3 separate regions of the Mus musculus genome follow, and regions 2 and 3 are each linked to region 1. The links are chromatin loops, found by intact Hi-C in ENCODE. Cell type or tissue: heart. All regions are shown on one strand.

Region 1 (8,000 bases):
GTGGCATGGTCAGGCCTGTCACAGCAACGCTCCCGGTCCTGTTCACAACTTCTGTCTTAGTCACTATTCTGTTGTTGTGAAGAGACACCATAAACGAGGCGAGTCTTACGTAAGAAAGCGTTTGACTGGGGGCCTTGCTGACTGGGGCCTCGCTTTCAGTCTCAGAGGGTCAGGCTCTTATCCTCATGGCAGGCAGGTGCTGGAGCAGCAGCTGAGAACCAGATCCTGATTCATAGGCAGCAGCAGATAAAGAAACTGGGCCTGGCATGGTCTTCTGAACCCTCAAAGCCTGTCTCCAGTGACATACCTTTTTCAACAAGGTCAAACTTCCTAACTCTTTCCTGACACTCATTAGTTGGGGACTAAGCATGCAAACACATGAACCTATCTTTTAAGGCCATTCTCATTCAAACCACCACAGCAAGTTGGGTAGGGTAGGCCCTGTGGGCCCGAGGTGTGTGTGAAGATTTAAATGCAAGCCTCAGCTTTAAAAATGTTCTTAAAGCCGGGCGGTGGTGGCACACACCTTTCATCCCAGCACTTGGGAGGCAGAGGCAGGCAGATTTCTGAGTTTGAGGCCAGCCTGGTCTACAGAGTGAGTTCCAGGACAGCCAGGGCTACACAGAGAAAGCCTACAAAACAAAACAAAAACAAAATAAAATGTTCTTAAAATGTTATTTATTTATTTATTTATTTATTTATTTATTTATTTATTTATTTATTTATTTTGTGTGTGTGTATACATGTGCATGTGTGTGTGTGTGTGAGTTTGGTGTGTATGTGTGTGTGTATGTGTGCATGTGTGTGTGTCTGAAGGATAACATAAGGTTGGATCTTTCCTTCTGTTATGAAACATAATGCGGCGGCAGCGGCAGGTAAGGAGGTACCTGGTGGGTCCATGCCCAGGTGTCCCCCTGAGAAAGCACACCATGCAACAGACCTGACATAAGGAAAGTTTATTGTGGAGGAAGGGAGGGGAGCAGTAGTGTGGAAAGGGGGAAGAGGCAGAGAAAGGAGAGAGAGAGAGAGAGAGAGAGAGAGGGAGAGAGAGAGAGAGAGAGAGAGAGAGAGAGAGAAGGAGGGAGGGGGTAGCGAGCAACGGTGCAGGGAGTAATGGTGGCAGGTGATGATGAGATGATGTAACTGTTGCTAGGTCACTGTTGGGAGGAGTCTAGAGAATTGTCTGTAAGCCAACACCTTCCACTCCGTGGGTCCTGGGAATCAAACTCAGGCCCTTAGACTTGGCAGCAAGTGTCTTTACCTACTGAGCCATCTCGCCTGCCTCCCACCTCTGCTTCTGAATAGTGGGAGAACACTGTCCTCACAGCAGACAGGCTGGTGTCCCGCTGTCCTCCAGTTAGCCCAGTGATCTCAGTAACTGAGGGAGTCTGTTCCCAGCCCAGAGACTGGGATAAAACTCCTTAAACTTTTCCCAAACTGTGACCTCTTTTTAATCTAAGAAACTTATATCCAACCTCAGATACATGGATATATAAAATAGGTATACAAACCACGAATTTAAGTAACGATAGATCCTTAAGACATTTATTTTAAAACACTTTTTGTAAAGACAAAAACAAATTTGCATACTGATGAGGTGGGCGTGCTTGTTTAACTGTCCATAAAGGTTTAAATCTCTGTTAAATGTTGGATGTAGCAGCACACAGGCCCGAGTTTGAGTCCCAGGTCAGCCGTTTTGATTTTATATTCATTAGTGCTGAGAACGCTCCTCTGTCTCACAAAGATATCTAGTACAAAACAGCAGAAGGACATTTAAAGCCTTTCAGGGACTGTGAAAAGATTACCCCAGGTCAGAATTCATCTCATGATTTTATTTAAATGAAATTCAACTCAACGATTTTTAAAATCATACATTCAAATATATAATCCAATCTTAAAGACAGAATAGTTTGGGACTTACAGGCTATGGAATGAGGATTGGAGTAAATCTGCTTTCTATAATGAAACAGAGTCTTTCTTTCTTTTTTTTCTAAGATTTATTTCTTTATTATATGTAAGTACACAGTAGCTGTCTTCAGACACACCAGAAAAGGGTGTCAGATCTCATTACAGATGGTTGTGAGCCACCCTGTGGTTGCTGGGAATTGAACTCAGGACCTCTGGAAGAACAGTCAGTGCTCTTAACCTCTGAGCCATCTCTCCAGCCCAAAACAAAGTATTTCTGTAAGATCAAGGAAAATGCGCAGTAGAAACATTGCAATTTGTAACAACCAGTCCTGAATCAGAGCCGAGGCTTACTTCTTTCTTGAAGGCTAGCCAACTTAGTTGACCTGAGGCCCGAACCATTTGGCCACCCTCCACATCCTTCCAGTCTGGTAAGGAGGCTGAAGTTTTCACTGAGCCATCTCTCTGCAGGGCACCCACTGTGGTCAGCAATGGGGATGCGGTGGGCGCAGCGATCTCTGGGGTCCGGCGCTCCAGCTGGAAGCGGAAGAGCTCACGTCGAAGTAAGTTGCCCCCTCCACTCCCAGCAAGGAGAACCAAGATGGTCTCTTAGTCTCCAGGCTAAGAGCTGGCACTCATGCTTGAGAGCCCAAGGGAGGGTTGCCACAGACTTGGTGGCTGTCTGTGATGGAGTACCCGCTCACTGTTCTCCAGAGCCCTAGATCGTTAATCCAGCTGTCCATCTGCTCTCAGAGGCTCTGCCAAGAGGTTGGTCAGAGTGAGCTCCCTGGTGACTGGGACAGGCGCTCTGGGAGGAGAAGCCCCTTACAGAACAGCAGCTTCTGGAAGAGCCAGTGTCCAGGGGATGCCTGGCTCCAGGGGATGCTCCAAGTGCCTCAAGTTAGAATGGTGCATTTAGGGGTGAAGCAGGCTGCCATCTCTCCAGCTCCCCCGAGGACCTCTGCCAAAGGACTTGATGTGGCATTTGGGGCTCATCTCTTCAGGGGGTGGGTGAGAGGAAGACAGAAGAGAAAGGGAGGGGCCATTGAGGACTGTCACCACCATCCAGGAGGGGAGGAGTCAGAGTCGTGGTGTTCCAGAGGAGGGTCAGTCTCAACCCACTGGAGCGTGGGATGCATGGGAGGAGGAAGAGGGTATGAGAGACAAAGGCTGGCCAGGCTCTGGATGCTGCAGGACTCAGGAAGACATCCCTTAGAGGTTAGAGTCTTTCTAGGAGGTCCAGGGCTCAGGTCAGGCTAGATTTCCCAACCCCCACTCTGCCCGTCCTGGGGCTAGCATCAGTGTATGGATTCTCTGCAGGTGCTGTGGTCAAGATAAAGGTCTATGTAGCAGGGAGAGAGGCAAGGTGGGGTCTGTGGCGGGCACTGAGAAGGGGGGAGTGGGCTAGAGGAAAGCTGTGAATTGTATCCGCAATGATGAAAGTCAGGACACCCGGATGGCTGCCAGCTGGTCGGTCCTCCATGGCGGCCACCGTATACCCCTGTGGGTGACCTTTCTCCCCTCCGTTACAGTTGACCGCTTCACTTTCCCTGCCCTGGAGGAAGATGTGATTTATGACGACGTCCCCTGTGAGAGCCCAGACGCCCATCAGCCCGGTATGGCCTCTTGTGGCTCTTTTCCTGGCCTTTCTCTAGGTTGGGAAGGGAGAGCCATGCTTAGGTGGTGGTGGTGGGGTCCTCTTCCTCTCCTTCTGTCCCCAGCTTTCACAAACTGCAGATATACAAGCAGCTGATGACCCTGCCCTGGTCTTTGCCGTCCTCAGGTGGCACAGTGCATCTTCCTCTGGGCATCCTCAGTATCTGAAGTCATTTCCATGGGCAACAGCTGCCGGCATATCCAATGTAGAAACAGCACAGCCAGCCCCTCCTTCAAGGTCACATCCAATGTGGTCTGCTGGTCTGTCCCTAGAGACATTAGATCTTGGCATAAAAATAACCTCCCCATGACGGGAGGCAAAGTGCTTGCTACCAAGCAGGAGGCTTTAAGTTTGATCCCCAGAGCCCACATAAGAGATACCTCAGGCTAGCCCGCCTGGTCAAATTGGCAAGCCTCAGGTCCTCAGGAGAGCGCTACATTCAAAAAGCAAGCCTGACAGTTCCTGAGGCATACCCCCCTTCCCCCCACGTGCCCAGTTGGGTTCTGCTCCTCTAGAGAGAGGACACTCAAGTCATTGTCCCCATTCCTCCATTCAAAAGCATTTTCTGCTGTCTTTGAAATCGAGGAGAGTTCCTCCTGGATTCTAGGCCGGGTGCGCCCCCTCCTGGACGCTTGCAGACCCAGAGGGACCGCATGGACCACATGGGATGGTTGAGGAAGTCCCGCCCCTTCCTGTGTCTTCCCATTGATGCATTAGAAATCTTTCAGGGCTCCAGTTGGATTTGATTCTGATGGTTCCTCTCTTCTTTCGTAAAAAATGCCAAAGAGGCTGAGAGTGATCTTGTTCTCAGAGGGATGTGTTAAGAGGGAATTAAGGAGTCCTCCATGTCGAGCGTATTTCTCTTGTGTTCCTGGTTTTTCAGGCCCTTCTCCTATAGAGAGGTGAGGGACATGCTGGCATAGTCTCTGAGGAAGAGGAACTGAGTCTGGGGCCAGACCAGCACACTTGCTCCGTCTTCCCTCCCTTTCCTATGCCTTACCTATTGGGGTTCCAGATCTGGGTGGCTGGGGCCTCGGACTCACCAGATTGTTGCTGGCTGGCAGGGGCCGAGCGGGGCCTCGTTTACGAGGATGTGCATCGTGCAGGAGCACCGCGTGAGACCGAGGACCTAGGCTGGAGCTCTAGTGAGTTTGAGAGCTACAGCGAGGACTCTGGGGAGGAGACCAAACCGGAGGCCGAGCCCACTAAGCACCGAGGGTCCTTCCAGCCCAAGGTGAGGAGCTTGGGGGACGTTTCTCAAAGTCTGGACTCTTTCAGGAAGGGATGTGGGTGGTGAGGACCAGGCACTAGACCCCTGTCTGGGGACCATCCATTTCCAGTAATAGCGAGCGAATGCATGATCAGTAAGATCATTGGGTTATCCTGAGCTAGGAAGTGACCTGGGATCCGCTGTTTGGCCACAGAGGACCTGGACTGGAGACAGGCGCTCCCCCTGCCCCCTGCATTTCTGTACAGACTAGGTCAAGTGCTCATGATGTTCATGGGCTCAGGCCGGTTTTTAGATTTCTTCTTAACCCAGCTAAATGGGTACAGTGGATCCTGGGCTCATTCAACATAGCTCTCCTGCCCTGCCAGGTACATCCTTAGACCCACACAGTGCCATTTGCCCTGGGAGTGGACAGGTGATGGTGGTGTGTGAGCGATGGCCGCATCAGAGCTGCTCTGGCCAGGCGTGTGCTTTCCAGCTGTCTCTACCTCACGCAGCCTCCTTTCTCCCGTGTGTTACACGAGGAGCCTCTGGGCTGGAGATCTGGTTCTCCTTCTCCTGCTCCGTCCCTGCTCCTCTCGCGTTCCATGCGGAGTCTGAGATTCTGTAGGCAAAGCTGAAGGGTCCTGCTTGACCAGAGGTGACCGGCTGGCTCCCTTTAGATATGGGGGTGGGGTGGGGCACAAGCTGGCTGGGGTTAGTGACTAGCTCCAGCTGCACCCATGGACTACCTGGTAAGGCTTACAGTATTCCTGCCTGTTCCTAGGTCTCAGGAGCCCCCTGGGAGAGGTGTGCTAGCTAGTATAGTTCAGAAAGCCTTCACTCAGCTTTGTGGTGACCAAGCCCAACTGCCTGGACCCAGGACTTCTCAGGATAGGTCACAGGAAGGACCTTAATGCTCGCCAACCATAATGCAGAATTCTTTTTTTAAAAAATAGTTTAATCACCCTTTAAATGTCAATCTCTCTCTTTTTAAAGATTTATTTTATGTATACAAGTACATTGAGATGGTTGTGAGCCTTCATGTGGCTGTTGGAAATTGAATTTAGGATCTCTGTTCGCTCCCGTTGGTCCGGTTAAGCCCGCTTGCTCAGTCTCTGCTCACTCCGGCCCAAAGATTTATTTATTATTATAAATAAGTACACTGCAGCAGTCTTAAGACACACACCAGAAGAGGGCGTCAGATCCCATTACAGATGGTTGTGAGCCACCATGTGGTTGCTGGGAATTGAACTCAGGACCTCTGGAAGAGTAGTCAGTGCTCTTAACCACTGAGCCATCTCTCCAGCCCTATAAAGCAGACTTCTTCAGACCCTGTTGAGCGTTGTCATAGGTCATAGGAAGGATACTAAGAGACCAGGAAGACCTGACCCAGGTGAACCTTTATGGTCTAGGAGGAGATACTGGGTATGATACAGTTTAAGATTGATGAGAAGGACTCCGGATGTGGCTCAGTTGGTAGAGTGCTTACCCAGAGTGCGTGAGGCTCTGATCCTTAGCACCTCGTAAACCAAGTCTGGCGGTGCGCAGCTCTAATGCCAGCGCTGGGCTGGTGAAGGCAAGAGGGTCAGAAGTTCAAGACTGCTATCTGCTGCTTAGAAGCCTGAGGTCAGCATGGGCTCCACGAGACCCTATCTTTGTAAAGAGAAAGAGAGGGAGAGGGGGAGGGAGAGAGAAAGAGAAACCTTTTTTGTTTCTATGAGTGCCTGGTACCTGTTGGGGACCAATGGGACAAACCTGAGGACTTACAAAGCCAGGTCAGAGTTGGGGCAGGATTCTTGAAGCCTAAGAAGATTTCCTGGTGCCTGCAGGCTGGAGAGACAGCCCATGCAGGCCTGTGACGGTTTCCTGTCTTCGGAGGGGGTATTCTATGCCCCCTTAGAGAGGAGGTGATACACCACAGACTCCCCAACGCCCTAAGTCACTTCTCCATGGAGATTAGGGTGTGTCAGACTCTGCTGCTCCAGATGGTGACATGGAGAATCGATGCCTTAGGCATGTTATGGTCCTTCCTCATCACCCAGGGCCGTCCCCCCTCCTCCCCTGCCCCCTTTCCTCTTCTTTGTTTTTTTGAGACAAGATTTCTCTATGTAGACTAGCCTGGCCTTGAACACAAAGTTCCTAGTGCAGGAATTAAAGGTGTGGGCACCACTATGCCTAGCTCCCTCCCACCTTCTTGCTGGGGACCTGAGAGGGACCTGCAGGAGGTGGAGATGGCAGACTTGTGCCACCCAACAGCAGCTTTAGTCTTTGAGAGCTGGTTGACATCACAGATACCAGGGACTTTCCTCCCAGGGACTCTCAAATCAGAGTTTGCCTTTTAACTCTCTGACATCAGGGGCTACAAGTGGCCCACAGAGCCCTAAGGAGTGCTAGATCTCTGGCTTATTGGGAACTTGTGCCTCTTAAGGGACTTTGGGCTAGGGTTGGATGGGGTTTTGCACTCTTCGTCCCCCAATTCAGGTCTAGGGGGTTTTAACAGGAGGGTCTTTTCTCTATGCATCTGCTAAGGCCGGTGTGCTCCCTAATGGCTCTAATGGCTGGTTCTCAGGCAGATGGGAAGGCGGGTGTGGCTTTTCCTCTCTGCCCTCTCTGCCGAGGGATGCTGCTAAGCACTGCCTGTAAGACTTTCCTCTCCAGAGCTGCTGGGGTCCCCGCTCTCTGCCTGGCATTGCAGCCACTGTGTGATTCGGGGCCACTGTTGCTTGCATCTGTGTGCTGCGTGTGCCGTGTGTGCTGCAAGGCTTTGGGTGGCAGGCATCTGAGGAAGCATTGTATGCTGTTCGTGGATTCTGACTAGAACCCCAGCTCCAAGCTAGCTAGTGGAGTCCCTACCTCAAAATGCCCGGGCCGATCAACTGTAGCTCCCAAAAATTGATCGAAGGGTCTCTAAAGGGACCTTAGAAGTTACTGTCTCAGATGTGAGCATCTGCCTTGAGCTTTGTTGGTCCCCAAGTGTCTGTTTTATTGGCCACCATGGTCAACAGATGTTGGCTGGGTGTGAGACCCCCTTTCTCTCTGCCTGTGACCTCTTTATAAGCAATTGTTGTGACCCACCCAGGGCAGTCTGGGAAGGGTGGGCTCATTACTGAAACACCCACGATGACTTCAGGTCCCATTCTGTTCAGCTCAGCCTGTGACCCTGGCTCTAATGCATCCCTATTCTTTTGACCCTTAGAGAGGTAAGGAGCCAGAGGCCAAGGGACTTGA
Region 2 (8,000 bases), 83 kb before region 1:
AGAGGACTAAGTCCTTGACTCATACTGTCTGTCACCCAATGCAGATCACCTCCTCCAGGAAGGCTTCCTGGGCTGGACAGACTAGGCTAGGTGAGTTCCCTTGGCTCTGTTCTGGGGATCCTTTCAGAAATGGTTGATTTCCTCTGAAGAGAGCACGAGATTTTCAAGGCTAAGATGCTGCTGGGGTTTTTTAGCATCTCAGGCAGACCCCTCACCCTCACCCCCAAAGCACAGAGGAAAGAAGGGAAGTCCTCTTGGCCTTGTTCTCACTGCCGCCAGCAGGGGGCACTGGAGCCCCACGCTTTTGCACAGACCGGTCCTGCTGGAGTGGGAGAGGGCCCAGGTGAGTCCTCTCTTCTCCTTCAGTATCAGGTCAGGCTGTGAAGAACCCGGGGACCTGGGCTCAGGACATCCCATCTGGGGTTTTGTGTCTTCCCCTCTGACTCTTGTATTTATTAAGGCTAGGATGGACCAGGCTAGCACAGTGCCTCATGTAGCACAGGCTGGCCTTGAATGTGCTATGTAGCCGAGGATGGCCTGGTACCTCTGATCTTCCCTCTCCCTCCCGATGCTGGGATTACAGGCTTGCATCATCACACCCAGGCCTGAAGCTGACAGTGGACCCTGGGAAAGTCTCACCTGCAGGTCAGAAGGAACGAAAGGTGTATAACAGGGACCTGGCTTTCCATCCATCCATCTATCCATCGTCCATCTGTCTATCCGTTCATCATCCATCCATCCATCCATCCATATTCGGAGGATGGTGATACCTGTGCCATTTTTTTTTAATTGAGATGGAGTCCAATGTAGCTCAGGCTGGCCTTGAACTTTATGTAGCTGAGACTGGCTGAAGATCAGTGTCTGCTGTGTATCTGGATGCTATAGGTAGAAGATAGCAGATACTGGACCACTGGACTTGTGGCCTTCATCCCAAAACTGCTAGGATTAGGGGTGCACCCTCCCACACCTGCTCACACCCCACTTCTGTGGGCTGGTTTGGTTTGCTCCATCCAGGAGAGAACCTCTCCCTCCCTCCCTCCCTCCCTCCCTCCCTCCCTCCCTCCCTCTCTCCCTCCCTCCCTCCCTCCTTCCCTCCCTCCCTTCCTCCCTCCCTTCCTTTTTCCTCCCTTCTTCCTCTTCTCCTCTTTCTTCTGACTTGCTATGTAGCCCTGGCTGTCCTAGAACTTGCTCTGTAGACCAGGCTGGCCTCAAACTCACAGAGATCCACCTGCCTCTGCTTCCCAGTGCTGGGACTAAAGGTGTGCACCCCCATGCTCCAACCCCCTTACTTACATGTTGCGGGAAATATTAAAAATGAACCTGCCAACTCTCCAATCTCCTGCTTCTCTCAACTCTCCAACTCTTCGGCAGGGACTCCTGAGTTTCTCTCGCTACCACACAATGCCCACGCACCCCACGGTCAGCCATCACAACACCCAATTACCCAGTAGAATTAAAACTTTTTTTTTTTAATTTATTTATTGGGAGCTGGAGAGATGGCTCAGCAGGTAAGAGCACTGACTGCTCTACTGAAGGTCCTGAGTTCAAATCCCAGCAACCACATGGTGGCTCACAACCACCCATAATGAGATTTGACGCCCTCTTCTGGTGTGTCTGAAGTCAGCTACAGTGAACTCATGTACAATAATAAATAAATCTTTAAAAGAATAATTTATTATATGTAAGTACACTGTAGCTGTCTTCAGACACACAAGAAGAGGGCATCTGATCCCATTACAGATGGTTGTGAGCCACCATGTGGTTGCTGGGATTTGAACTCAGGACCTTTGGAAGAACAGTCAGTGCTCTTAACCGCTGAGCCATCTCTCCAGCCTGAATTAAAACTTTATTTTTCTTTCGAGACAGGGTTTCTCTGTACAGCCCTGGCTGTCCTGGAACTCACTTTGTAGACCAGGCTGGCCTTGAACTCAGAAATCCGCCTGCCTCTGCCTCCCAAGTGCTGGGATCAAAGGCGTGTGCCACCACGCCCCGAGAATTAAAACTCTTAAAGCTTATAGTTAATCAATCAGATTTATGTGTCAATCAAGTCACAGTTTACAAGATGCCAATGCAATCATTTCAGAGCGAGTTGATAATGCTAAAAGCTTTATCCCAATTATGATATAATAACTGTGGCGGGTTCACGTCCACCTCCATCCTCCCTCCTCTCTCCCCTGAGATGCTCTCTGTCTCTGCCACTCTTATCTCTGCCTCCCTTTCCCTGTCCAATCACAGGCTTCCTCTGCACTAATGTAATTGGGCAGGGAAATCCCTGCAACACTTACATACTGGGGATCACATGCAGGCCTCACGCCAGCTAGGTTAAACACCCTGCAACTGAGGTTCATCAACAGCCTTTGCTTTGTTATTAATTAGACTTTTTGTTTTATGCATTGTTGTTAGATATAAGGCATCAGGGCACACACCTTTAACCCCAGCACCAGGGAGGCAGAAGCCATCAGATCTCTGTGAGTTCAAGGCCAGCCTGGTCTACATAGCAATTCCAGATCAGCCAGGACTACATTGTGAGGTCCCGTTTTGTGTGTGTGTGTGTGTGCGCGCGCGCGCGTGTGCGCGTGCATGTGTGTGTGTTTTAGGGTCCTGAGAGATGGCTCAGAGGTTAAGAACACTCTGGGTTTCCAGAGGATCTCAGTTCTATTCCTAGCATTTAGGTGACAGCTCACACCAATCTGTACTCCAATTCCGGAGGATACAACACCCTCTTTTGGCTCTGAGGGCACCAGGCATCCATGTAGTACATATATGTACTTGCAAGTAAAGCACTCAGATGCATAAAATAAAAACAAGTACATATATCTTGTTGTTGGTTGTGTGTGTATGTTATTGTTATGTTTTCGAGACAGGGTTTCTCTGTGAAGCCCTGGCAGTCCTGGAATGCACACTGTAGACCAGGCTGGCCTTAAACTCAGAGATGCCTCTGTCTCCTGAAGAAAAAAAAAAAAAAAGCAAATCTTTGGAAAGAAATAAAATTGAACCTGGGCAGTGGTAGTGCTTACCTTTAATCCTAACCCTCAGAAGGCAGGAGCTGCAAAAACCAATCAACCACCAACAACAATAATAAAAAGAAACAAAATAGAAATTTTATTTTATAATTTAGACACAATCCTAACCCTCAGAAGGCAGGAGCTGCACAAACCAATCAACCACCAACAACAATAATAAAAAGAAACAAAATAGAAATTTTATTTTATAATTTAGACACAATCTCACTACCTGGTTGTGGCTGCTCTGGAACTTACTATAGAACAAGCTGACCCTGAACTTTTTGAAGACCCTTCTGCTTCTGTGTGCTGGTTAGTGTTACATCAATTTGACACAAGCTAGCCATCAGAAGGGAGGGAGCCTCAACTGAGGAAATGCCTCCATAAGATTGGGCAGTAGGGAAGCCTGTAAGTAAGGACGCATCAGCCCACTGTGGTGGGGCCATCCCTGGGCTGGTGGTCCTGAGTTCTATAAGAAAGCAGGCTGAGCAAGCCAGTAAGCAGCATCTCTCCACGGCCTCTGCATCAGCTCCTGCCTCCAGGTTCCAGCCCTGCTTGAGTTCCTTCCCTGACTTTGGAGGGGTAAATCCTTTCCTCTTCAACTTGCTTTTGGTCATGGTGTTTCGTCATAGCAACAGTAACCCTAAGCAGGACCCTCTGCCTCCCAAACCCTAGTGTTATGAGATCTGCCTCCCTCTGCCTCCTGAGTGCTGGAATGAAAGGCGTGTACCAACACTGCCCAGCCTCTGTTCCTTGCTTTAAGGGTATTTATTTACCTAGCTTTGTACATGGGTGTTTTGCCTGTATGTGGATCTATATACCATGGGTGAGCTTGGTACCCGTGGAGGCCAGAGGACGGTGTAGGCTTTACCGGAACTGGAATGACAGATGGTTGTGGGTGCTGGGTTTGAACCCAGGTCCTCCTCTGGAACAGCAGCCAGTGCTCTTAGCTGCTGAGAGCCATCTCTCCAGCCCTATTCTTTGGTTTTTGTTTTGTTTTGTTTTGTTTTTTTTTTTGTTTTTTGTTTTTTGTTTTTTTGTTTTTTTGATACAGGGTTTCTCTGTATAGCCCTGGCTGTCCTGGAACTCAGAAATCCGCCTGCCTCTGCCTCCCGAGTGCTGGGATTAAAGGCGTGTGCCACCACCACCCAGCTGGTTTTTTTTGAAACAGGGTCTCATGTAGCCCAGGTTGGCCTTAAACTTTCTGTGTAGCTAGGATGAGCCTGAATCCCTCATGCTCCTGTCTCTACTTCCTGAGTGCTGGGAGTGCAGGCCTGCCTGCCCTGGTTTATGCAGCCCTGGGGATTGAGCCCAGGGCTCTGCGTATCCGAGGCTAGCCCTTCACCCACTGTGTTTCATCTTCAGCTCCATTTACTTATTTTGTGATGAGCCTGCTCCACCCCTAACATCATGGTGTAGGATGAACGGTTTTATCACTCAAGGCACAGTGAGTTCACCTTGCCTCTGCTCTATAGTGTCTGGGTCGTCAGTGGGGATAATTTGAAGGCTGGGGACTTGGTGGCTGGTGCTGGATCCATCTAGAAGCACCGCGCTACACATGTGCCCTGCAGCTGATGCCAGCTGTGTGGGGCCTCAGTCCCGTTGCTGACCAGAGCACTCCGAAGGCGCTTCCTCTCACCATGGTGGCCAAGGGTAGTCAGGCCTTACACCTCAGCTCCACTAGAGATAGTGCCAATGAACACGGAGGGCATCCCACGGCCTTCTGTAAGCCAGCCTCCTGGACCACAGTGTCTGGAGTCTGCCTGCCTGTAGACGTAGACCTTCCCACTGAGAGTTTGTAGGAGTGTGTTAGCACCCCAGGTGAGCAGCGTCAATGGGGCAGCCCAGGGCCATGAGAGCTGGGGTGAACTGTGTGAGACCCCAGGGGCGGTTCAGCCTCGCCCACCCTGACTTTTTTTTTTTTTCTGTTTGCAGCCAGCTGCTTCCTACCTTTGAACTGGAGACTGTGTCCCCGGTGACCAGCAGGGGGCGCCAGATACATCGGGGAGGTAGCCTTTTGACACTGAGGTGCCTTCAGCCGCATCCACCCTGGAGCTAGAGCCCTTCCTCACAGTGACAAGCTAAAAATGGCTCTTCCTGCTTTTGACCCATGGGGAAGCCCAGGGCTGCCTTTTCTTTCTTTTTTTTTTTTTTTGGTTTTTCGAGACAGGGTTTCTCTGTATAGCCCTGGCTGTCCTGGAACTCACTTTGTAGACCAGGCTGGCCTCGAACTCAGAAATCCACCTGCCTCTGCCTCCCGAGTGCTGAGATTAAAGGCGTGTGCCACCACGCCCGGCTCAGGGCTGCCTTTTCAAGTGGGCAGATTGTGTCTTGGACTCATCCTATTCGTGGTCTGACCTTTGACCTTGTTTTTTTTTTTTTTTTTCCTTCAGGAAACGCAGTGAGGAGTGAAGGGCACTGGTTCCCACAATTAGAGATGCAGGCTCAGCAGTCACTGGTCTCCTAGGGCTGAGCCCCTTCCATCCTGCTCCTAGAAGCAGTTCCAGAGAGTCCCCCTCCCAGTCTACACCCCCCCCCCTCCGCCTTCCATACACTCTGAGCTCCAAAAGGATGCTGAGGGAAGTTTGAAAGGCCTGGTGCATTTCAGCGTAGGACAGACCCAGCTGGGGATGGAGACAGGGCTCTGCCATGGGCCTCTGCCTGTGCAGTGCAGCTTCCATGCTGGATTGCAGGAGGTCTTGGGGAGTCGCTGTGAGCCCTGGAAGAGGCTGGGGACCCAGATCAGTAGCCTCTCCTGGGAAGGACCGAGAACTTCCACCCCCACTCTCTCTAGTCCATGAGATTCTTCCTGTGACCTTTGACCCCATCTTCCTTCCTTCCTCCACTGCTCAGCCCTTGTGAGATTGAGGCTAGGCTCATACGGCCAGCTCCTGCCCTTCCTCCTCGCTTCCCAGTGCTAGCCCACGGCTGCCCACTCTGGTCCTTTCCTCCCCTCCCCCATGTCCCTTCTTGGCCCTTCATGGACCATGCCAGTTCTGGGAGGAGTAACATCTTCTGTGGCTGTCCTTAGCTGGTGACATTTGTCTGCAGAGTTAAGGGTGGCCCACTGGCTGTCTCCATAGCAATATTTAGCTAATCATGGAGATGGGGCTGGAGAGGTGGCTCAGTGATTGAGAGCACTGGGTGCTCCAGAGGACATAGGTTTGATTCCTACCACCCACATGATGGCTCACAATTGTCTGTAACTCTGACTTCTTCAGGCTTCATAGGCTGGGGCACACACGTGTTACAAATACATACACTCAAGTGCACAGATATACACATATACACATTGTTTGTTTGTTTGTTTATTCATTCATTATATGTAAGTACACTGTAGCTGACTTCAGCCACTCCAGAAGAGAGCATCAGATTTCATTACGGATGGTTGTGAGCCACTATGTGGTTGCTGGGATTTGAACTCCTGACCTTCAGAAGAGCAGTCGGGTGCTCTTAACCACTGAGCCATCTCACCAGCCCCATACACATTGTTTTTTTTAAAAAAAAAAGGCCAGTCGTAGTGGTGCAGACCCATGATCCCAGCACCCAGGACGCACAAGGTATGGTGGTTTGAACATGCTTGGCCCAGGGAGTGGCACTACTTGGAGGTGTGGCCTTGTTGGAGTATGTGTGTCACTGTGGGCATGGGCTTTAAGACCCTCATCCTAGTTGCCTAGAAATCAGTATTCTGCTAGCAGCTTTCAGATGAAGATTTAGAACTCTCAGCTCCTCCTGCATTATGCCTGCCTGGATGCTGCCATGTTCCCACTTTGATGATAGTGGACTGAACCTCTGAACCCGTAAGCCAGCCTCAATTAAATGTTGTCTTTATAAGAGCTGCCTTGATCATGGTCATGGTGTCTGTTCATAGCAGTAAAACCCCAACTAAGACACAAAGCAAATGCTCTACCATTGAGCCTAGCCTAGGGTCTCATGTAGCCCAGGCTAGCCTTAAATTTCTGAGCCTCCTATTCCAACCCCTCACCTCTTTTTTTTTTTTTTTTTTTTCGAGACAGGGTTTCTCTGTATAGCCCTGGCTGTCCTGGAACTCACTTTGTAGACCAGGCTGGCCTCGAACTCAGAAATCCACCTGCCTCTGCCTCCCGAGTGCTGGGATTAAAGGCGTGCGCCACCACGCCCGGCTCCAACCCCTCACCTCTTAAGTGCAGGGGGTTAGGGGCATGTGCTACCACACTCAGTCTTTTTTTTTTTAATATTTTTATTAGGTATTTTCCTCATTTACATTTCCAATGCTATCCCAAAAGTCCCCCATACCCTACCCACCCACTCCCACTTTTTGGCCCTGGCATTCCCCTGTACTGGGGCATATAAAGTTTGCAAGTCCAATGGGCCTCTCTTTCCAGTGATGGCTGACTAGGCCATCTTTTGATACATATGCAGCTAGAGTCAAGAGCTCCGGGGTATTGGTTAGTTCATAATGTTGTTCCACCTATAGGGTTGCAGATCCCTTTAGCTCCTTGGGTACTTTCTCTAGCTCCTCCATTGGGAGCCCTGTGATCCATCCAATAGCTGACTGTGAGCATCCACTTCTGTGTTTGCTAGACCCCGGCATAGTCTCACAAGAGAGAGCTATATCTGGGTCCTTTCAGCAAAATCTTGCTAGTGTGTGCAATGGTGTCAGCGTTTGGAAGCTGATTATGGGATGGATCCCCGGATATGGCAGTCTCTAGATGGTCCATCCTTTCGTCACAGCTCCAAACTTTGTCTCTGTAACTCCTTTTTTTTTTTTATTCTTAAGACATTATTTTTTCTAGGTAGCCCAGGCTAGCCCTAAACTCACTATCTTCCTGCCTCAGCCTTCTGAGTGGGATTAGAGGTGCAATACCACACACTAAAGTCCAAGGTTTTTCTGGTTTGATAGAATATACAGAACAAAGGGCACCCCCACTGTCCCCTCAAAATGCTCCTCTGCACCTGGGTGCTTTCTCTCTGTGACTGAGCTCACTCACGTTGCACAATGGTCTTCACAGCTAAGTG
Region 3 (8,000 bases), 120 kb before region 1:
ACAGCTTCACCAGGCGAGGCACCATCTCATCCTTCTGCTCGGCATGGCCCAGCCGGCCATAGCCACCAAAGCCCCAGGAGAACACTCGCTTCTGAGAGTCCAGGACCAGCTGCAGAGAGAGGAGACAGGCTCAGCACACGAGCCACTGCTTCTGACCGAAGGATCCGGGACAGGAGCAGCCAGCAAAGGAGAGGACCTGAGTCCCACAGCCTAATAGATGGCAGCCAGCAGGGGCCGGCATGCACTCCCTTCATGAGGCTGCGATCTTCCTTTCTTTCTTTAAATGCAGAGGCCAAATGGCCATCTGTGGCAACACTGTCTAAACTGCAGAAACAAGGGGGAGGCTCCTGCCACCTCTCTGTGCTTGCCCGCCACAGGTGCACACAGGTGAGACAGGTACAGATGTGCCAGCTGTTTGCAACCTGTCTTGTCTTGTCTTTGACGTTTCACATCAAATAAAGCCTGTGGATGTGTAACTATAGCTAGCTCAGCATGGGGCAGAAGGTGCACAGTTCAAGGGCTAGAACACCCAACACCCCAGAACCAGAGACAGAGAGGCAGAAACAGGCAGAATTTGAGACTAGCCTGGTCTACACAGCAAGTTCCAGGACAGCCAGGGCTACACAGTCAGAACTGGTCTTAAAAACCACCAAACCACACCACCACCAAACCAGAGGGTTCAGCATGTGAAGGTCCTTGACTCGTAAGGCCGATGACTGTCGTGGAATAAGTGTCTCTGATTTACACACGCACACTGTGAATGGTGAGTGCATGTGCACCTGCTAAAATAAAGGGGCTTAAGGGCAGCCCCCCCCCAACTGCTGTCCTTCCAGTTGTTCTGCTAATGACCTTAAGGACCCACCCTCAACAGCCAACCACTCACACCCTAGCAAAAGGCACTGCCTACCATACAGACAGCACATGCGTGCTGTGTGCTAGTGGCAGGGCGCAGACATACGTGTATACTCATGTCTGCAAGTTGTCTGCAGAGGAAAGAGATCCAGACAGGAGACTCAGCCAAATGACATAGCTTGAGTAAGAGATACCAGTCTATACCAGCATGGCTCTTGGTCACTGAGAAAGAAACAAGGCTTACTGTGTGGTTAGCGCCACAGGCTACATCTCGAACCACCACGTTGGGGACAGGTAAGATCTGCCCGTCCTTGGTCTTCTCGATGAAGATGGCCACTCTGCGGGGCACCAGCTCACAATCATATTCTATCCTCTGCGCCCGGGCGATGAACTTGCCATCTGAGTTGTGCCCTGTGGTAAGCACAACAGGCCGTCAGTGACAAAAGGCCCAGGCCCGGGGTACCACCCTGCCCCCAGCCAGAGGCTCAGTCTGCCCAGTTGCTCACAAGCTGGTACCTAACACCGGGCATCCTTTAAAAATGCATATGAAACAAGGACCCCCTACGCCATAGTACAGCAACTTAGGAAAAACCCTACATATATCCGTAAGGACTGGGAGGCAAAGGAAAATGGCGTCTCCTCCTGTGGCTGAGGTCACAACAGTGGGCAGCTCTCATCTTGAGGACAGCCTCCCACGCTCCGAGTTGGGGAGGTCAGAGGACCAGGAGTAGGGGAAGGGCGACAAGATCAGGACATAAAATCTGGAATTCACAACGCCTGTGAGAAGTCATTACAGACTGGGCAGCTGGCACACACCGGGCATGATCCAACCCAGCGCGACATGAAGCCTGCCTGGTACCGGACCACAAGCCCGTGGCCCAAGGACCCAGCCCTCTCTGCCTTCTTGCACTGGTGGTATATCCAGCACTTGGGATGAAAAGGCAGAAAGAGCAGGAAGTTAAGCCGTCCTTAGTTACACAGGAAATCTGAAGCCAGCTCTGACTACACGAACTGTTTCAAAAAACAAGCAAGAATGCGCACGGCCTACTGGCCTACATCTTTAACTGCAGTGCTCAGAGGCAGGCAGATCCCAGAGTTCGAAGCCAGACCGGTCTACATAACAAGTTCTAGGCCGGGGCTGGCGAGATGGCTCAGTGGGTAAGAGCACCCGACTGTTCTTCCGAAGGTCCAGAGTTCAAATCCCAGCAACCACATGGTGGCTCACAACCATCTGTAACAAGATCTGACGCCCTCTTCTGGAGTGTCTGAAGACAGCTACAGTGTACTTACATATAATAAATAAATAAATCTTTAAAAAAAAAAAAAAAACAAGTTCTAGGCCAGCTGGAGATACAGTGAGACACTATCTCAAAACAAACAAAAATAGAACCACCAAACAAACAAAAACAAGCTAGGAGGCCCAGTCCGGACCCAGTAGCCAGGAGGACAGTCTCAGTCCCTGGCAGCAGATCACTACAGTTCCCCGCCAGCCCCTCCCCCGCCCTCATGTTTGAATTCTAAAAGCAATGTTTGCACAGAGGCAAGAACAGAACTGGGGGGTTAGGCTTGCTTTTTGTTTTTGGAGACAACCTTCACTCTGCAGCCCCAGCTGGCCTGTAACCCACGTAAGCTAGGCCACCCTCAAACTTGCTATAGTCCGGCCTCTGCCCCCAGATGCTAGGACCACAGGGGTGTGCCAGCCTGTTTCAGAGTGAACGGAATGAGAGCGTCTGTAGAAGCAGGTGAAGCAGGTTCCTTAGTAGATGTCAACAAGAATTCAGTAGCAGACAGTGCACGCTGTACTTAACTGTCCCTCCAAAGCCACTCCATGGATACCATCCTACCGCCAAGATCAAGTTCCCAACGGCAAACAGGCTGGCTGCAGCAAGATGCTTGTCTAAGGGTGGCAGAGAAGCCGCACACACAGCAGAGAGGACAGAAGCGCACTTCCTGTGCTGGGCCTGGGGATGGCAGGAGGCCCGCCCGTGGCCATGGAAACCGTTTATCCAACAGCCTGAGAACTCCCTGGCAACCAGCAGGGACGTGTGTGCGTAAGGGGCCGGTCCTTCCCATTCACTCTGACGCGAGGTATATTTAGTTCCACAGAGTCACTGTTCCCTGCAGTCTGTGGCCAGTGCAATGCTCTGCTTCTATTTATATGCTCCCATCTGCGCACTTCTAATGACGCCGAGACCCAGCAACCCAGATCCTGGACTGCTGCAGGCTGTTCAGACACCAGTAGGTGGCGCCCACACCTCACCTCGTGCTCAGGACTGCAGAAGGGACTAGGAAGAACTAACTGGCTGCGAGTCTGCGGGGAAAGGAAAATGGAGATCTTGCACGGTCAGCTCTAACAGGCTTGCTGACCTCTTCTGCTCTGTACAGGACGGAGCCCAGTGTGGTGAGGGGTGAGCTGGAGACACACCAGCTGCCAGTCTAGCCAGGATCTCCAGAACAACCTCCCTCTTATGGAACTCTCACTTCCAATAAAGGCTCATTTATATACGCGAAACCGGATGAAAGGGACTCAGCTTTTGTCCTTCTGCCTGAGACTCTTGACACAAATGGATTTCCACACCAGACTCAGTCCTCGAGTCTGCACTGACCCCTGTACCCGGCTGGTTACCGGCAAGCTGTTCTGCTGAGCACGAGACGCACTTACCGGCTAGCCACTGCTATCTGGATCAATTACACTTGTACCATGTGCGTGCAACCCCACATTTACAGCTAGACTACAGAGCTTTTAGAAAGAGACCTCCATACCCAGCTGGCCATACTCAGGGCACCCAAAGGAGTAGAGGTTTCCTTTACAGTCCATCAGCATGCTGAACTCGGCCCCGCAGGCCATCTTGGTGATTGGCTGCCCGTTGTACATTATCTGAAAAGAGAAGACAGCCAACTTCAGCTTCACCAGTCTCTTCCTCATTCTGCCTGGCATCAAACAACAGCCGCCCACAACAGTTCAAAGGCTGCCACTTGAGCGGCTACGGATCGCAAAGCCTAGACTACAAGGGCTCTTAATTGCTGGCGACCCCCATGCTGCCAGGACAGCAGAGGCTGAGACCTTAACCCTGTTAACCCTCCATCATCCGGTGACTCAACCACAGGCATGAACAGAGAAAACTCAGTGACCCCAAAGGTCACTTCTGGTGCTCACACTGCTATCAGCCCCAACTTGAGGCTTTCATGCCGCCCCCAGACCAAAGCTGTCAGTGAGGAGCCAGATCTGAAACGGCTCAAATAAGGAAGAACAAAGACAGCGGGCGGGTGACAGGTTGGTCCCACAGCAGAGTCAGAGACCAAAGGCAGAATCTGGGCAAGGCCAGGCTGAGGCCCAGACAAAGCAGCAAGCATTGAACCTGGGGGATCCAGGAGAACCCGGTGTCCAGGCTCACCCCAACTGCACTGCAGGACTCACAACTACAAGACTTAGCCGCTAACCCCCAACCCCACCCGCCACTGGCCCCAGGAGCAGGACAGGTCGGCACAGTCTGCAGGGAGAGAAGAGAGCCTTGCATCCCCGCTGCCGGGCTGACACAAACAGGCATTCTCTTCTCCTCACTCTCCCTTGCAAAGCACCACTTCTCAAAGCCCGCTGGTACCTGAGCAGGACTTGGGACGGCATCTGTCTGGTTCCCGAGACCCAGCTGCCCCATTTTATTCTCTCCGAAGGCAAACACTGATCCAGTATCTGAAAGGAGACAAACAGGACAAGAAAGGATGGAAGGGTAGATTGCAAGCAGCTCACCCAGCAGGCCGAGCATGGGGCATGTGTCTGTCCATCCCAAGGACAAGAGTGAGGAACAGAGCTGAGCCCTGCCACACGCAGACCCTGGTCTGGGCTCCCAGTGTCACCACAGCCCTGTCACTGCTTCCAGCAAGTAATCAGCTAACTAGCTGTCTAACTAATCAGCTAACTCACCAGGCATCATCCTCCCGACACTGGCTGAAGTGCTCACTCCCAGACAAACCATCTTTGGCGCCTTAGTAAATTGAAAGAAGCCGCCTTCTTACCTGTCAAGGCCAGGGTGTGGTTGCGCCCACAGGCTGCCAGCACGATTGCCTCATGGCTGAGGGCCTCGATGAGTCTGGGGGCTTCCACCCTCTTGGTATCACCATGGCCCAGCTGCCCCTTCTCATTCCGACCTGCAAGGAGATCACAGCTGGCTGGGTAAGCAATGCAAGGACACGCTGGGGCGGCGGCCCCCACCCTCATCCTCAAACCAGACCTTCCACCAACCCGACACCTACTCTCGCCAGTGGAGCTGGCCCCATGAGACTATCCCAACAGTAAGTGGTCAGCTTCAGGGCCGTCCCTACACCGTGTTACTCCAGGAAATGCTTGGTGTGACCTGGGTACTCCACAGGCCTCAAGCTCCAGGAACAGTTTCCGTTCCTTGTAGGGGCTGGGGGACAGTCCCCTTCTCCTCAGGGAGTCTGATGCACCTAGTATGGATCATATCTACTTATCTCTGCACACACATACACACCATTATAAGACCCCAGCCTCATGAGCCCTCATGACAAGGAGAGAATCAATGAAAGGAGGGCTGGCTCCAGGGCCAGCACTGGGCAGGTGCTGACTTCAAGAGAAGCCTGCATACCCCAAGTTTAGTGAAGGCAGGCTGGCTGCAGCTCCTGCGTCTGCGTGAGGACACAGCACAGCAGCACTCTGCCTCCTTCTTGTGCCCTTCCACCAAGTGTCTGGCAGTGGACTCGCGGCACCTCTGGCAGGTCGCCACAGCCCAGCTGCTGCCCCAGGGAGCTCCCTCTCTTACTCTGGGGGACTTATTCCTGTCACAGGGTCAGGCCTGAGATGCAATCTAGATCCTTGCCATCAGAGAAAGGACAGAGAAGCTTTCTCAAGCTGGGGACACTGACATGAAAGACCATGGCCAGTGTTGAGGACACAGCAGCAGGAGGGCCCACACCAACGCAGAGATACAAAACTGGGGCAGATGTTGGTATGTCACCCGAAGCCTGGGAGGATACATTTGGGCCACACACACTTGTGAGATTTTTTTTTTCCACCAGAATTATAAAATTAGCCAAGTGCAGAGAAGGCGGCAGATGTTAATATATTTGGACTCTGGTGCAGCAGCTCATAAAATAAAAAAAAATAATAAAAATAAAAATAAAAACGGCTTGAATAGACCAAACTAAAAACGTCACATGAACAGAAGCCAGGCAAAGGCTGGAAACAAACGGAGAAGCCAACTCCCCAGCTGCCTGAGCCCTGAGTCTCAGATGATGTGCGCCTTAGGCAATACCTCCTGGCTACCTGGGAAGGAGACAGCTGAGTCACCAGAGAGCCTGCCTAAGGGAGGTGGACACTCGGGAGGGATGGACAAAGGCCCAGTCTCAGACCCGAGGCTAGGAGCCACAGGGACCCAGCCACCACGCCTTGTAACAAGACACACCAGCTTCAAAAGCCAGGGGCAACGTTAGCGATGGCACACAGACCTCACGGGGGCACAGGAGCTAAAGCAGAACAATGGCTGGTGAAGGGACAACACGGCAAGGACAGACGGCCGGTCGGAGGGATGGCAGCATCAGAAGATCACACTTGCTTCAAGTTCAGGAAAACATTCACCAAGGTGGAGTCAGAGAACGGGGCCAGTGAGATGGTGCACGGGTAAAGACTTGCCAAGTAAGCCTGGGGCCCAGGGTCAGCCCCTAAATACAAGTAGCAGGCAAGAACTGACGTAGCCATGGACCAGGCAGAGGACAGCCTCTTCCAGGTGACTTTAAGTCTCTTCAAGCCCCACTTCAGAGCACGTTTCTAACCCACCACACTTACCCCAGCTCCACAGCTTCCCTTCTGTGGTGATGAGGAGGCTGTGGGCAGCACATGAGCCTGAAACCACGGTTCGCACCCGGACTCCTGACAGGCACCCATACCTATGGGGCCCCCACAAATTCTGACCAAGGTTGCGGTACGCAGCTGCAAAGGGAAGAATACAAATCAAATCCCACAGAACATGTGAGGAGCACCCAACAAATCAACCAGGGGTCGCAAAGGGACACCAGCATACCTACACTAATGGCGACAATCTCTCTCCTCAGCCCTACAATCCTACACTACGGGACAGGCAGGGCTGGCCTTTCTGTACCCATCTGGGGGACACAGAATGCTTGGGTGGTCCTGTTTACCCTCCTCTTGACTCTACCCCAGACTTCCCCTGGTCCCCTTACCAGAAAAAGTCTTTCTCAGTGCGCCCCTCCCCCCCCAGCACCTGCTTACTTGGGGGACCTTGCCACTCACCCCTGCAGAGTCCCCCCCATACCCGGGAAGCCTGGGCTGCTGGCCGGCTTCATTCCCCAGCATATCCCCCAGGCTCTCTGGGAGACCAGGTCGGACTCTGCACTGTACTTCCAATGTGCATCCCACCTACTCTAACTGCCTCCCCCGTCACGTGACAGGCCTCACAAGTGCCACTCCCACGTCCCTGAGACAGGAGTGTGGCTTTTCTTTCACCTCTAGAACAGCTGTGGGCAACTTGAGAAGCTAGCCACAATTCAGATGGCTCACACACAGCCTGCTGGCAACTAATGGAATGGTTTCCCACGGGTCACCCCGAAGGGTTCTCTATGCCTACCTCACCAGCAGCACTCTAACCCCACCTCCCGGTCCCCTGCAGCGCAACAGGTACCTAGCATCAGAGGGCACCCTGGGACCCTGCAGCCACCCCACTGAAAAGTACTTTAAAACAGAATCAAACAGCATCGATATTCCAAGGGATGAACTGAAATGCTGGCCTCTCAGGCTGTTAGAACTGAAGAGAAACCCCAATCAGCCCTGAATCACGGAGACCAACAGACGCAGGGATAAAGGCGGGCAGCACTGCATGGCTGTCACTCTGGAAAACCAAGCAACCGCTAGTGGTTTTCAGGATTGTGAGCTGCAGCTATACCAGGCACCAGCTGGAGTAAAGAAATGGCCTGGTTCTTGAACCAGCTGGCCCGGGGGAGGGGGGCCAGGGGGGTCGGAGTGGCTCTCCAGCACCCCTGCCAATGCCTATCTCCCTGAAGAGGGCACCATTGTCAGCCACAATAACATAAGGATCTCTTTCCCACTCCAGGGACCCTCTCCCTCATTTCAGTTCACAGGTCACAGTCACAAGCTGGCAGTGGCTTCGGCTTCAGAG

Evidence for each region. A loop is a pair of places that touch in the nucleus more often than their neighbours do. Peaks named below come from ENCODE experiments on the same cell type or tissue, not always from the same donor. Only the 100,000 strongest peaks of a DNase experiment are listed, where the experiment ranks them.
Region 2: it touches region 1 in a loop (6-fold over the local background); 33 of 42 quality-filtered maps call a loop at or near these places.
Region 3: a loop joins it to region 1, with 5 times the contacts of the local background. A loop is called at or near these places in 3 of 42 quality-filtered maps.

What each region holds. Positions count from the first base shown.
Region 1 is chr4:140,588,614-140,596,613 of GRCm38, reverse strand. It overlaps Arhgef10l (Rho guanine nucleotide exchange factor (GEF) 10-like), which reads left to right. Exons shown (of 29, transcript NM_001290803.1): 5 at 2,377-2,468; 6 at 3,438-3,521; 7 at 4,627-4,796. Among named protein-coding and RNA genes, the nearest start is that of Gm42335, 12 kb to the left of the region's middle. In heart, a CTCF peak has its summit at 4,195 (motif pointing left); DNase peaks (open chromatin) are centred at 3,959 and 4,183.
Region 2 is chr4:140,671,543-140,679,542 of GRCm38, reverse strand. No RefSeq gene overlaps it. Among named protein-coding and RNA genes, the nearest start is that of Gm13025, 4.2 kb to the left of the region's middle. In heart, CTCF peaks have their summits at 272 (motif pointing right) and 4,981 (motif pointing right); DNase peaks (open chromatin) are centred at 5,032 and 5,846; H3K27ac peaks cover 614 bases.
Region 3 is chr4:140,709,129-140,717,128 of GRCm38, reverse strand. It overlaps Rcc2 (regulator of chromosome condensation 2), which reads right to left. Exons shown (of 13, transcript NM_173867.5): 4 at 6,653-6,796; 5 at 4,867-4,998; 6 at 4,455-4,543; 7 at 3,616-3,730; 8 at 1,097-1,263; 9 at 1-109. Among named protein-coding and RNA genes, the nearest start is that of Rcc2, 12 kb to the right of the region's middle. In heart, a CTCF peak has its summit at 3,069 (motif pointing right); a DNase peak (open chromatin) is centred at 2,928; H3K27ac peaks cover 991 bases.